2 separate regions of the Homo sapiens genome follow, and region 1 is linked to region 2. A link is a contact called in ENCODE Hi-C data. All regions are on one chromosome and are shown on one strand. Each heading gives the region's core, a stretch centred on a gene start or an enhancer-like site at or near the end of the contact. The rest is flanking DNA. Distances are from core to core; before and after follow the strand shown.

Region 1 (6,118 bases), core at 3,619-6,118, 510 kb after region 2:
AAGTCACCCACACATAAACTTGTATGCCACAAAAGTGAGTTTTACCTAAATTCAAAATAAAGTTGTGACAGTCCCATTTAAGATTAGAATTCATTCTGGGAAACCCATTCAGAACACGTTGGCTATGCGACCCCCACCCCACCCCACAGAGACGGACAGCAGCCGGGCGGGGTGGAGAGTGCCTCCCCGTGGCATAGAACCAGCAAGCCACAAGGCAAAGCCTCCTTCCGCAGAAAACCCCAGGAAGATGCCGGGCATTTTAAAGGCCTGGCTAAGCTAGCAGACAGGACATCATTCGAAACCAGACACGACCAGAAAGACGAGTCCGGAAAGGCCTGCCAGCCTGGAGCTGGGTCTGCCCTGGGGGCAACTGCCCCTCTCTGGCAGCCCCTGATGAGTGGGGGAGGTCTGGGGCCTTCAGAGTGGGGTCCGACTGGAGACCCCTGGAAGGTGACACCCCCAAGGATGAATTAGAAACAGCCACCCGCCAGAGGAAACAGTTGAGGTACTTCCCAGTCCCTGCCTTCCCTTTGGGTGAAGCAGGAAAAAAAAAAAAATCTCCTGGGAATTCCTAATCACAAGCCACCCTGACAGGGCTGCAGGCCTCACCCGACACCGAATTCACTCTTGTGTGGTTCCAGAACTCCAAGCCAAAAACTCAGCTTCAGGGGGTCCTGTGAGGCAGTGTCCACAAGCGCCAGCACAAACCCTCCTTGGAGGAGAAAACTTTGAACCCAGGTGTCCAAGAATTACCATAGATAAAATTCCACAGAGCATGCACTGGCAATCAAAAATCACACAACACAAAGCAAAGCAGCCTCACCACAAGGAGGCAGCACGCAGCCACGGGCACAGCCAGACCTGTGCAGGCCGCAGGCATGGGGCCCTTCAGGTAAAGAAGACAAAACCCCAGCCAGTCACGGTGGCTCACGCCTGTAATCCCAGTGCTTTGGGAGGCTGAGGCGGACGGATCACGAGGTCAGGAGTTCAAGACCAGCCTGGCCAAGATGGTGAAACCCCGTCTCTACTAAAAAAAAAAAATACAAAAATTAGCCAAGTGCGGTGGCACACGCCTGTAATCCCAGCTACTCGAGAGGCTGAGGCAGAGAACTGCTTCAATCCGGGAGGTGGAGGTTGCAGTGAGCCGAGATCACACCACTGCACTCCGGCCTGGGTGACAAAGTGAGGCTCCATCTCAAAAAAAAAAAAAAAAAAGAAGAAGACAAAACGCCACACTGGAAAGCAGACGGGGCCTCACACATAAGAAGACAAGGAAATGTGGAGAAGCGACAGCTGCTGCTTAGACAGAAAGGATGACGTTGGAATGCTGTCACTGGCTCCTAAAACTCTGGAATTTCAGTAATAAACAGGTATTTACCTACTCAATACTTTAAACACCTTCAAGTACTCCCCACAACGTATTAATTGCAAAAGGAAAAATAGTAACATTGCAGTGAAGGGTCCAGGAGGAAGGGGGTCGCCTTGGCAAGTGACGGGTCCACGTCGGCACCCTGAGAAAATGAGCATCATGGGGAGTCGGCGTCTCTGAGGAGGACACAATACCATCTATGCTTTTCCTGCCAAAAATGCGTAACTGGCTGGGCGTGTTGGTGCACACCTGTCGTCCCAACACTTTTAGGAGGCTGACGTGAGTGGATTGCTTGAGTCCAGGAGTTTGAGACCAGCCTGGGCAATAGAGCAAAACCCCATCTGTACAAAATTAGCCAGGACTACATAGTGGTCCTTGCCTGTAATCCCAGCACTTTGAGAGGCTGAGGTGGGAAGATCACCTGAGCCCTGGAGTTTGGGGCTGCAGTGAGCTGTGATTGTGCCACTGCACTCCAGCCTGGGTGACAGAGCAAGACCCTGTCTCAAAAGAAGTAACAAATTAAATTAAAATAAAAATGCACAACTACATCTGGCCACAAGCAACATCAGACTAGTCCCCACTGAGGCGCTTTTAAAAGTCTGTCCTTTGAAACTATGTCAAGGTCAATGAAGGACAAGGAAGACAGGAACAGTTGGAAGAAAGGAGAAAAGGTTGGCTCAGTGCTCTGTGTTACGTGAACTGGATCACGGATTGGAGGAGAAATCGCTATGATGGGAATCACTGGGACACTGAAGCAATTTGATTATGGCCTGAGGATTATTAGATACTAGGATTGTATCAGTGTTGAATTTCCTGATTTTGATAATTACACTGTGGTTATGTAAGAGAATGTCCCTGTTCTTAAGAAACACAGCCTTAATAAATTAGGGGTAAAAGAGTACAATGTCTTCAACCCAACTTTTAAATAGTCCGGAAAAAAATATAATATGATTATACACAAATAAATGGGGCAAAATGCAAGCACTTGGAAAATATGGGTGGGAGGCAGGAGTGGAGGGCCACCTGTATCTTCTCTGTAAGAAATTATACAAAATGTAAAGTCACAAAAAATTTTGTTAACAGCCAAGAATACAACAGACAAGGCCACAAACGCACCAATGATTGAGGCTGGGTTTTGGAAAACCACTGTGAATCCAGAGGAAAGGAGTGGAAGAGAAAGTAAAGACGGAGGCAGAGAAGACATCAAAGCTGCTGCAGCATCACGGGGTCCTACAGCTAGAGAACTAAATAACTGGGTCAGCGATCTAATAGAAGAAAATATGCCCGAGACTAAACAAGGACGGAATCCACAAGTCACGAGAGCTAAATCAGTAAAAACACAAACAGACAAAACGTCCCCAAAAAATCCAGTTAAGTGGATTGTGCTTATTGCGAAAAACACACCTAAAACAAAGTGACCTTGAGTGAAAGGACAGACCAAGGCGGACAGCGGCTCTGCAGTGACCTCGAGTGAAAGGACAGACCAAGGCGGACAGCGGCTCTGCAGACGCTGCCACACCCCAGCAGGACCTGAGGCCCCGGTGGAACCCAGACTCCAGAAGCCTTGAGGCCCAGGTGTCCACAAGACAAAAGGAATCACTTTCTGAAGGAGCCGCTCCGTGGATGGGGATCTAAGTCCCATAGCTAAAGGCACACACATCCATGAGCTGCCAGTTCCAGGGGTGCAGGACGCCCCGATGGAGGTGGTGAGAGGAGGCACAGGCCCCTCCACGGGAGCATGGCCGGCCCAGGAGGCAAGACCAAGCAGAAAGGGTGGGGTGTCCTCTCCGTGGAATTTGCACAGCTGAGCATATCATAGGTCACAAAAAAACCTCAATAAGGTGTCCAAAATAAAAAGTGAAATCTCATCTTCTGAACACAAGTCAATAAAATGAAGGGGGAGGAGGGGGAGGGAAGCTGCGCCCCAGGGCTGTGAGCTCCGCCACCGCCTCCCCACCCTCCCTGCACGCCCCTGTCCGACCCTTCCTCGGCAGCCCGGCCCACCAGCCTGATCCGCTGCTCCTCCTCCAGGATGAAGAGGTTCTCCTTCTCGCAGTAGAAGGCGGCCGCATCCAGCAGAGCCTTCAGGGGCACCAGGCCCACCAGCTGTGAGCCCACCACTGGGAGGCTCAGCTCCTGCCAAGGCACAGGCAGCGTCACCCCCTGGGGGCTGGCTGGAGAATGGCCCTGGCTGGAGGATGTGGGGCCCCCGCCCTGCCCACGGGACAGATCGGCTCGCCCCTCACAGCAGCAGCGGCTGCTCCCGGGCTCACCTGTGCTTCTCGGCAGGTCTCCTCGTAGACCGTGTGCAGTGCCGTGACCTCAAAGTCCAGAAGATTGGTGGACACCTGAGCCAGGTTCTTCTCATCCAGGTACCAGCCAATGCCCTGAACTTTCTTCAGACGTCCTGGCTGCAAAGGAAGAGCGTTCCCCAGCCTGGACTAGGAAGCTCATCCTGCCTGGCCCTGCCAGTCTCTCCTGGCACTTGCATTCCCCAGCTGGACGGGGAGGAGCCTGTGCCTGGGTGGGTGCTGTGGTTCTCCTCCGTCCCTCACTGAGCTGGCCGGGGAGGGCCAGAGAAACTTCGCTTGCCACAGGGAAACGGAGGCCCCAAGGGTCAGACACCGGAGGCCCACCCCGGCAGGCCCCCGCCCAGCCTAGGCCCTGCCTTCCAGCCACGCTGTGTCCTAGATGTTGGGGGAATGCTGAGGGGTGGGGCCCCAGGCACCCCCATGCCGTTCTCCCATCCCATCTGCTCCGCTCCCGACAAGTCCCCTCAGCCCCGCACTTGTCGGGGTGACTGAGTCCACGTGGGGGGACTCTGACCTCTGCCCTTGGCCGGGGCCTAAAGCAGGACTTAGAGGTCCCTGTGCTTTTGTGCTGAGTCTGCAGGTCGGGAAGCCGGGTCCCAGGACCTTGGCTGTTTGTGGGACCGGGGTCTCTGAGTGGGGAACAGATGGGCAGGTGGTCCCCCCCGCTTTCTCCGGGTATCTATACCCGGAGTGACGCTCAGACCGGGTGACCACTGCTGTGCAGACGTGGAGGGAAAGGCCTGGGGGCACCTGAAGGTTTGTAGGGGTGTCGGGGCTCCCAAGGCATCTGGAGGGATATGGGGGGCCCCTGAGGGCACCTGGGACTCCGGAAGTCGCTGTTTCCCAGCAGTATGGAAATGCTGCCACATGTTAACAAAGGGAAGTCCTGCCTCGTTCCCTGGAAAATCCCCAGGAGGCCAGAGCTCCCCAGCTTCACTCCGCCCCTGACCTGCCGACCTGCGCGGTCCCCGCACGGTGTGGACGCGGAGGCTGGGCCGGTCTGCAGGTGGGAGGCCGAACCCTGTCCGGCCGGTGCCCCATCCCCACCGACCTCCCCGCCTGAGGCTCTCAGCCTCTAACCCTTTCCCGAGGGGCTGGGTGGGGCTCCATGGGGTCAGTGAACGGGGTCACCTGGTCCTTCCCGCGGCCCTGCTCCCGCAGGTTGAGCGCGATGCGGTGGGCTTGCTCCTTTGTGCCGAGCAGGTTGATGTTAAAAGCAATGAGGAACTTCCTCGCCCCCGTGGCCGTGGCCCCCCAACTGGGGACAAAGGAGCTGGGACCAAAGTCGGGCGCCCAGTCGGCCTGCTGGAGCTGTGAGCAAGTTCGCTCTGGGGTGAGACATCCCCCACGGGAGGGAACAGCCCCCCGGGGTCCCGGGAAGGAGGGGCCCGGCCCAGCCACCCCAGCCAGGACAAAGGGGCAGGTCCACCTCCTTCCCAGGCCCGACCGCCCGGGGTGGGGGCACCTTCTTAGGGAGGGCCTCGTACTCCCCGGCCCGGATGGCCGGCAGGGTCCGGCGACTGTCCATCCTGGCTGCCTCGCCGTACAGGTAAACTGCAGGAGAGCCCGGCGGTCAGGCCTGGACCGGCAGGGGGTCCAGGACTCAGTTCCTGGAGGACGCAGGTGGAGGGGCTCCCTCCAGCCTAACCCAGGAATGGGCCTCTACTGCACCCTCTCCTGGGGAGTGCCCGTTCTCCGCCTTGGATGGATGCGGGTGGTCCCAGTGGACCCTCAGTGTGGGCCAGCACCCCTGCCCACCCCCTCCTCAGAGGGCCCTGAAAAGGCGAATTGCAGGGTTAGGATGGAACATGTGGGACATGCTAACGGCAGGACGTTCATGCTTCTGTTTTCTTTGTATGATAAACAGAACCGCAAGCAACCACATAAATATAACGGCAGAGAAGAGGAAAAACTCGTGAACCCGCACACCAGTGTGACTGTGACGTGGGCCCTGCGTCGGGATTTCCTTCGGGGGGACTGGCATGACCGTGACGGGGGTTACGTGTGCCCTGCATGCCGGCGTGACCGTGACGGGGGTTACGTGTGCCCTGCACGCTGGCGTGACTGTGACCTACGTCCCTGCCTCGGGATTTCTTTCCAGGAGCGCTGGGTTGGTGCAGCCTAGGGGTGGGTATGCACTTTGTCCCGTTTGTCTCTGTTTGTTTCATATCATTTTCTTGATTTAGTTAATTTCCCAAAGTGAAATTATTCTGCTCTAGAAGGCGTGGACTTTAAGGCTCTTGGTTTGCCTGTGCAGCTGCTCTGCGGTGTAGTCTGAGGAGGCCCCGGGCCTGCACGGCCGCAGGCGAGGCTGCGTTTATTTCGGTATTGAGGGAGCTGCGCTTCTGCATGTTGGCTTTTTGGAACACTCTGCCCTTGCAAGAGCAGTCAAGGGCAGGGAACTGGGGGATACAGAAGGAGCCAATAACCCACACCA
Region 2 (6,012 bases), core at 957-3,456:
AGACCCTCGCGCCAGCTCCAGCTCCAGCACAGCAGCCCTGGGTCCCTCTGGCCCCCTGCCCGCAGAGTCCAGGTGTGGCAGAGGCCGCCCAGTATCCCTTCTCCTCCTCCTTTTCTAAAAACAGAGTCTCACGATGTTTCCCATGCGGGTCTCCAACGCCTGGGCTCAAGCGATCCTTCTGCCTCGGCCTCCCAAAGCGTTGGGATTAAGGGGCGAGCCACCGCGCCCGGCCCACCTTCCCTTCTGGTTCATTTCCAGTAAGGTCCTGTCCACAGCGTCCTTCCCAGCATTCCCACCAGGCTGCAGGCCTTGGCCTCCCTCCCCTCCATTCTCATTCTCCCCGAAACCGCCAAGCGCGTCCAAAGCACGGGTTCGCCAAGCGCCCCCCCCGCCCCACTCCACATTCCCTTCCCCGCCGACTCAGCCTCCGTAGCTCGCGGACGGCCCCTCCTCACGCCAGCCCAGGCTTTTTTTTTTTTTTTTTCTTCTATTTTAAGGTTGTCTTTTAATGACACAAGCGACATTTGGAGACAAAAGGACACATCTCTTCCTGACCCACCTCCAACCCCAGCTGACGGCCGCCCTGAGCCTGGCGTAGACGGCCCGGAACGTTCCCTGCGTGGGTTCCGTCCATCCCGAACCCCTGTCCCCGCGCCGGCTCCGGGGGTGCTCGGGGGGCCGCGTGGGGTCTGTGACGTCGCCTCGAGGCTGCATCCCGGTGACCCGGCAGCCCCTGGCGCTCGCGGGAGGCGGGCGGGCGCGGACCCCAGGCTTTAGGGCGCGATTCCTGCAGCTGGCTGCCGGCCCGAGGTTCTGGGGTGTCTGAGGTCTCGGGCGGGGCGAGGACGTTTCTCCGGCTCAGCCCCCCCACCTCCTGCCCTGCCGCCCCCCACACCCAGCTCCCCACGGACGCCAAGAGGCGCCTCCCACCCCGGCGAGGACCCGCGGGGAAACGGGGCCCAGGCGCGGCGACTGCGGAGGACGCGCCTCGGCCCCAGCGCCCTGGTCCTCGGGGCGTCCGGCTGCCCTTGCCCGAGGCCGGGGCGGGCGCTCAGCGCCGCGGAAGAAACGCCCGGGCGGGGACGCACAGCGAGGCGGGCTCCGCGGGAAGTACCGGGAAAACGGCGCGGAGCGGAACAGCCCGGAGCCAGCCCAGAGAAAGGGCGGCCTCCCCCTGCAGCCCCCGGGGCCCAGCAACGCCCCGCCCCAGGCCACGGCACGCGAACGCCGGGCGGGCGGAGGGGACAGGGCGGCGGGACCAGCGCGGGGCGGGCAGCGTCTGGGCACAGGCTCACGAGCCGCTCGGGGCCCCTGCCCGCCGGGCGCTGCGGCCCCAGCCTCCGGGCCGGGGCCAGGCCCACAGAGAACGGGAAGCGGGCGCTGCAGGGGGACCTTCGGGGTTGCGGCACGGCTGGGAATTCAACGGCCATTCCCGTCCCGTCGGGCCCACCCGCCCGCCCGCCAAATCCCCGCCCACCGCGGATCCGCCCCGTCCACCAAGGTCTCGCTCACCAACGGCCCGCCCCGCCCACCACAGGCCTGGCCCGCCCACGAAGGCTCGCCCCGCCCATCCACGGCCCTGCCCACCACAGGCCCGCCCCAAGCCTGGGCCCCGCCCCAGCAAGGGCACTAATCCCCTAACCCCCGAGCCCCGCCCACTGCTCTTGCCCTTCTCCCGCCCGCCCCGACTTAGGCCTCTCCCCGGCCTGGCCTCCCGTACTCAGCCCCGCCCCTGCCCCGCCCCCACCCCACCCCAAATGTGACCTGCCCCTCCCACTGCCCGTCCCCTCCCCGCTTCACTTCATTAGGCCCCCGCCCCGATTCTTGCCCCGCCCGCTCAATGTCCCGCCTACGACCCCGCCCACTACTAGTGACCGGCCCGCCCGTTCGAGGCCCCGCCTCCTCCCCGCCCAATGCTCGGCCCCGCCCCGCGCGTCATTGGGCCAGGTCCCCGCCCCGCCCCCAGCCCCACCCCCGCCCCTTTGACTGGAGTTGGCTTTTTCCAGAGAACTTTCCGGGCTCGGATTGGCCGCGCCGGTTGATGTTCCGCCCTTTCATTGGCCCGCGGCGCCCGCTTTCGCGAGCCTGCCCTTGGGCGGGGGCGGGGCCGGCGGCGGCGCGCGGCGCTAGATTGGTTAGCGGCGCAGAGGGGCGGGCCCGCGCCGCGCGCAGCGCTCGGGCTGGAGCGCCTGAAGCCGCGACCGCCGCCTCAGCCGCCTCAGCCGCGGTCGCCGCCGCTTCGGCTGACTTAGGCTCCGCCGCCGCCTCCTCACCCGCCTCGCCCCGACCCCGCCCGGGCCTCCCGGCCTCTCCCCGCCGGCCCGCGGGCTCGCCGTCCGGCGCAGGGCAGGTGAGTGAGCGGTGGCGGGCGGGGTCGGGGTCGGGCGCCCTTGCGGGTTACGGGGACCCAGTCCCCGACGGAGGCCGAGTGACGGGGCGACCCCGGGCCGCGGCAAACTTCGCCCGAGCCGGGGCGGGCGGGGGTCCCGGGCTGGGTCGCGCCGTCCCCGACCGCCGCCGGCGCCTGCGGCGGCCCGGGGCAGCGAGGGGACTCGCGCTCCCTCAAGGTGCGGTCGCCAGGCCTGGCCCGCCCGCCTCCGCCCCCTCCCCAAATTCGGAAGTTGCGGCGGGAAGCCGAGAACGTCTCGGATGTGGGTCAGAAAACGTCTGGACTACTTGAGGCTTCAGTTTCAAAACGGCACAAATTTCATCTCTTGATTGAGAAGAGATCTGGGGAACACCCCGGAGCGGCCGCGGCGGCTGGAGGGCGGCGGGGCGGGGCGCGGGGCCTCCTCCCCCTGGACGGCCGCCGGGAGAGCGCGGCCTCACCCCTCGGTGACCCTGCGGAGAGCCGCGCGCGGGCGGTGGGGCGCGCGCAGGTCTCTCTTGTTGCTCGCTGTGTTTTATTTTAATTTTGGGGGTGGTTAGAACGTGTTTCTTATTGTCCCCACACGTGTTCTAATTGGAAGTCTTGTTTCGTGAAAGAGTTTTTTTCTTTTTTTTGCCTGGTGATGTTTTCCAATTCCCTCCGCGCCACTCTGAAGTATATTACTGGCATAAGAAATTTGAAAGTTAACCAAAAGTCGGGTCCTAAATCTCGTGGCTCGGGGTTGGTTATCTTCCACCGTCCTTCAGAGCAGCCTGGATTTGCAGGTCTTGTTAGCCCTCCATGTGAGCCAGTAGCACTCTTAGTTGTTGAGTGTTTGTAGAGTGGGATTCGCCAGAAGGAATCTTGAGCAGCAGGGCCTTGCGGAGAGGCCTTTAGAGATTAGACTGGGCAACTTATAGACTCCCCCCATTTCAAAAATATTCCTCTGGCACAGGCCCTCACATATCCCTCTGAAATTGAACTCACTTTCAGGGGCAAACTGTTGCCCTTTTTCTTTTCTTTGGACTTTCTCAGATGTGGATCCCAAAGGAGTGTGCAAGGGTGCTTCCCTATTTAAGAGAACTAACTCCCAGTCCTCCTCATATTCAAGAATAATTCATCATCTTAAAGCGTGTCAGAGATACCTATTTTGGCCCCAAAAGGAGTGTTTGTAGAACAGTGGCACTCTAAAGGGATCATTTGCAAGATCTGAAAGGACCTAATTGATCATCACACGACAGAAGCAGAAATAGTTCTGGTGTTTTCAGGCTTGGAGATCTGTCAGAAAACATGGGGCCTTAAAACTAACAAGTGCAGTGACCGACTAACTGATGTCTCACTTTCGAGCAGTATTTTTTTTTTTTGCTTGTATGTAGATGCTGTTGTTTATACAGTGCAAGTTCATTACGAATGGTTTAGAACTTACGTAGCTTCACGTATTTTCTTAGTTGATAATATTATAAGGTTTTGAAAAAGTTTTGATGATAAATGGGGTCTTTATAACTGAAAAAAATGGACTCTGTCTAGAATTCAGGGCTTTTTGGCTGGCGTTGCCCCAGGTGCTGCTGATTAGTGGTGCTTTTGGACCTCAAAACATCACTTTCCCAGATATCTTTATAATGCTCATGGTGGGGGAAAACCCACACAGCTTTGTGGTTACGTTTTTAGCTATTTATGCGAAAAAGTTCAACATATAGTTGTATTTTGCTAGCTGTTTTGAAGAAGCTATTCTTTACCCTATTGTTCTGAGGAGGCTGACAGCATGCTGCATTTATAAATTTGAAAAAGCCTCACGAGCTTCTTGAACCAATCTAGCTATTCAGATTTGGATTCTGTGTATCAGTTTTGATTATTTCAGTTCCTGTGTCAATGGCAGAATCATTTCTATTTTTACAAAAGTCTCATGGCTTTATTGTAAAGGTGAACACTGAAACAGATTTTAGTAGATGTAAGTTGTGTATCCTCTCAGTGAAGAAGGCAGTGCTTTGGGCCATAACCAAGGAAAATACTTGCTCATGTATTGGAATTGCCCCAACTTAAACATTAGAATAAATGCTGTAGATTTTGGGGCAGCTCTGATGTCTCAGCTCTCATCCCTGGTGGCAGTGACTCAGAGGCAAGGCGTCATGGGCCCGCTGTCCATGGTGCTGAATCCGTGTCACCTGTTTCTCTCTCTCTCTCTCTCTCTCTCTCTCTTTCTCTCTCTCTCTCTCTCTCTCTCTGTGTGTGTGTGTGTGTGTGTGTGTGTGTGTGTGTGTGTTTTGGGGCAGGGGGAGCTCAAACTTCCTTTCCAGTGTACTTTAAAATTAATTTCAGAATTCATATTATTAAATAAAATTTGATCAGGGAAATTATGTTGAATGGGAGCGTGTCTTGAAAACACGCCATTTTATTCTTCTTTTTAAGGAGGATAATTATGCTACAACATTCAATTTCCTTTGCTTAGTCTTCACTGTCTCTCTAGGTGGGAGTTTTGTTGCTTGAGTATGGGCATCAAGTAACAAATCACTGACATTAAATGAAACCCTGTTTTCTTAACAACCATTCCTTTAAGAAAGTACCAGTTTGTTTTAGTTTGTTTTCTTTTGCTTATAACAGAATACCTGAAACTAGGTAATTTACAAAGCAAAGGAATTTATTTCTTATAGTCATGGAGGCTGAGAAGTCTAAGGTCCGGGGGCCAAAGCCACCAGCTCCACTCCCATGACAACCCACTAATCCATTAACCCATGAATGGATTAATCCATTTTATGAGGGCAGAGCCCTCTTGATCCAATCACCTCTTAAAGGTCCCACCTCTCAATACTGCTTCTGCATTGAGGATTACATTTCAGCATGAGTTTTGGAGGGGATATTCTAATCATAGCACCTTTATTACAATATAGACATACATCTGTAGGCATATATCTATGTAGGGGCAACTTGTTCCCAAAAGGGTTGACTCTAGCATGTTTTGCATTCTCCAGCATGTTGGTTCTCAGCCTTTCCTGGCGATGGGATCTGTTTATGTGTTGGGCTACTGAGTGGTTGCCAGGCATTCCTGTTGTGTTAGAGCTATATCTACTCTCTTTTCTCTAATATTGAGGACATCTTTGTAAATCATTTTACATGAATCTTTTCTTTCTCTTGAGGTTAATGTTGTCAGTTACTTTAGAATTGCCCCACAGGTTAGCAGTAAAAAAAAAACAAAAAAGATAGATGTCACTTGTGGTACAGAGATGTCACATGGTAGTAAGTTGTATATCAAGCTAAGCAGTGGATTGTTGAGGTGCTTTTTGTTATGATCATCTGAACTGATTCTGTGGCCCCATTTGTTGTACACTTAACCCAGGTTACTCTTTGACATCTCTTTTGTTGACAGAAACTCAGGAAAACTTCCTTCTGCCTCATCCAAGCTTCAGAAATACTCCCTGATTCCCTACTGTTTGCCATTTCCTATGCTATGATCTGGGAACCCATGAGGGAATGAGACAGAGTTCTTATTGAAGGGCTCACCTGTTCGGATTGAGGAAGGAACATGTAAACAGATAATTACAGGGGGCCATACTCAGTGCTGCAGTTGGGATACATAGAAAACCAGGCAAACGTGTTGAGGGGCAATTCATTTGGGCCGAGAATCAGGGAAAGCTTTAGAGAGGAGGTGG

What was found. Hi-C counts contacts between places; a loop is a spot of excess contacts on that map. Pooled maps may share reads with other maps.
Region 1: a pooled map shows a loop between it and region 2 (2.5-fold over the local background). The contact joins the promoter of FTCD-AS1 here to the promoter of PCBP3 in region 2. A Hi-C loop is called at or near these places in 6 of 50 pooled maps.

What each region holds. Positions count from the first base shown.
Region 1 is chr21:46,146,746-46,152,863 of GRCh38, forward strand. It overlaps FTCD-AS1 (FTCD antisense RNA 1), which reads left to right and starts at 4,869. Exons shown (of 2, transcript NR_170989.1): 1 at 4,869-5,014; 2 at 5,549-5,902. FTCD (formimidoyltransferase cyclodeaminase) reads right to left here. Exons shown (of 14, transcript NM_206965.2): 4 at 5,147-5,235; 5 at 4,813-4,992; 6 at 3,643-3,780; 7 at 3,374-3,505. RefSeq lists enhancers at 5,086-5,789, 5,790-6,118.
Region 2 is chr21:45,641,519-45,647,530 of GRCh38, forward strand. It overlaps PCBP3 (poly(rC) binding protein 3), which reads left to right and starts at 2,207. Exons shown (of 18, transcript NM_001384156.1): 1 at 2,207-2,350. RefSeq lists silencers at 1,412-2,401, 2,722-2,861.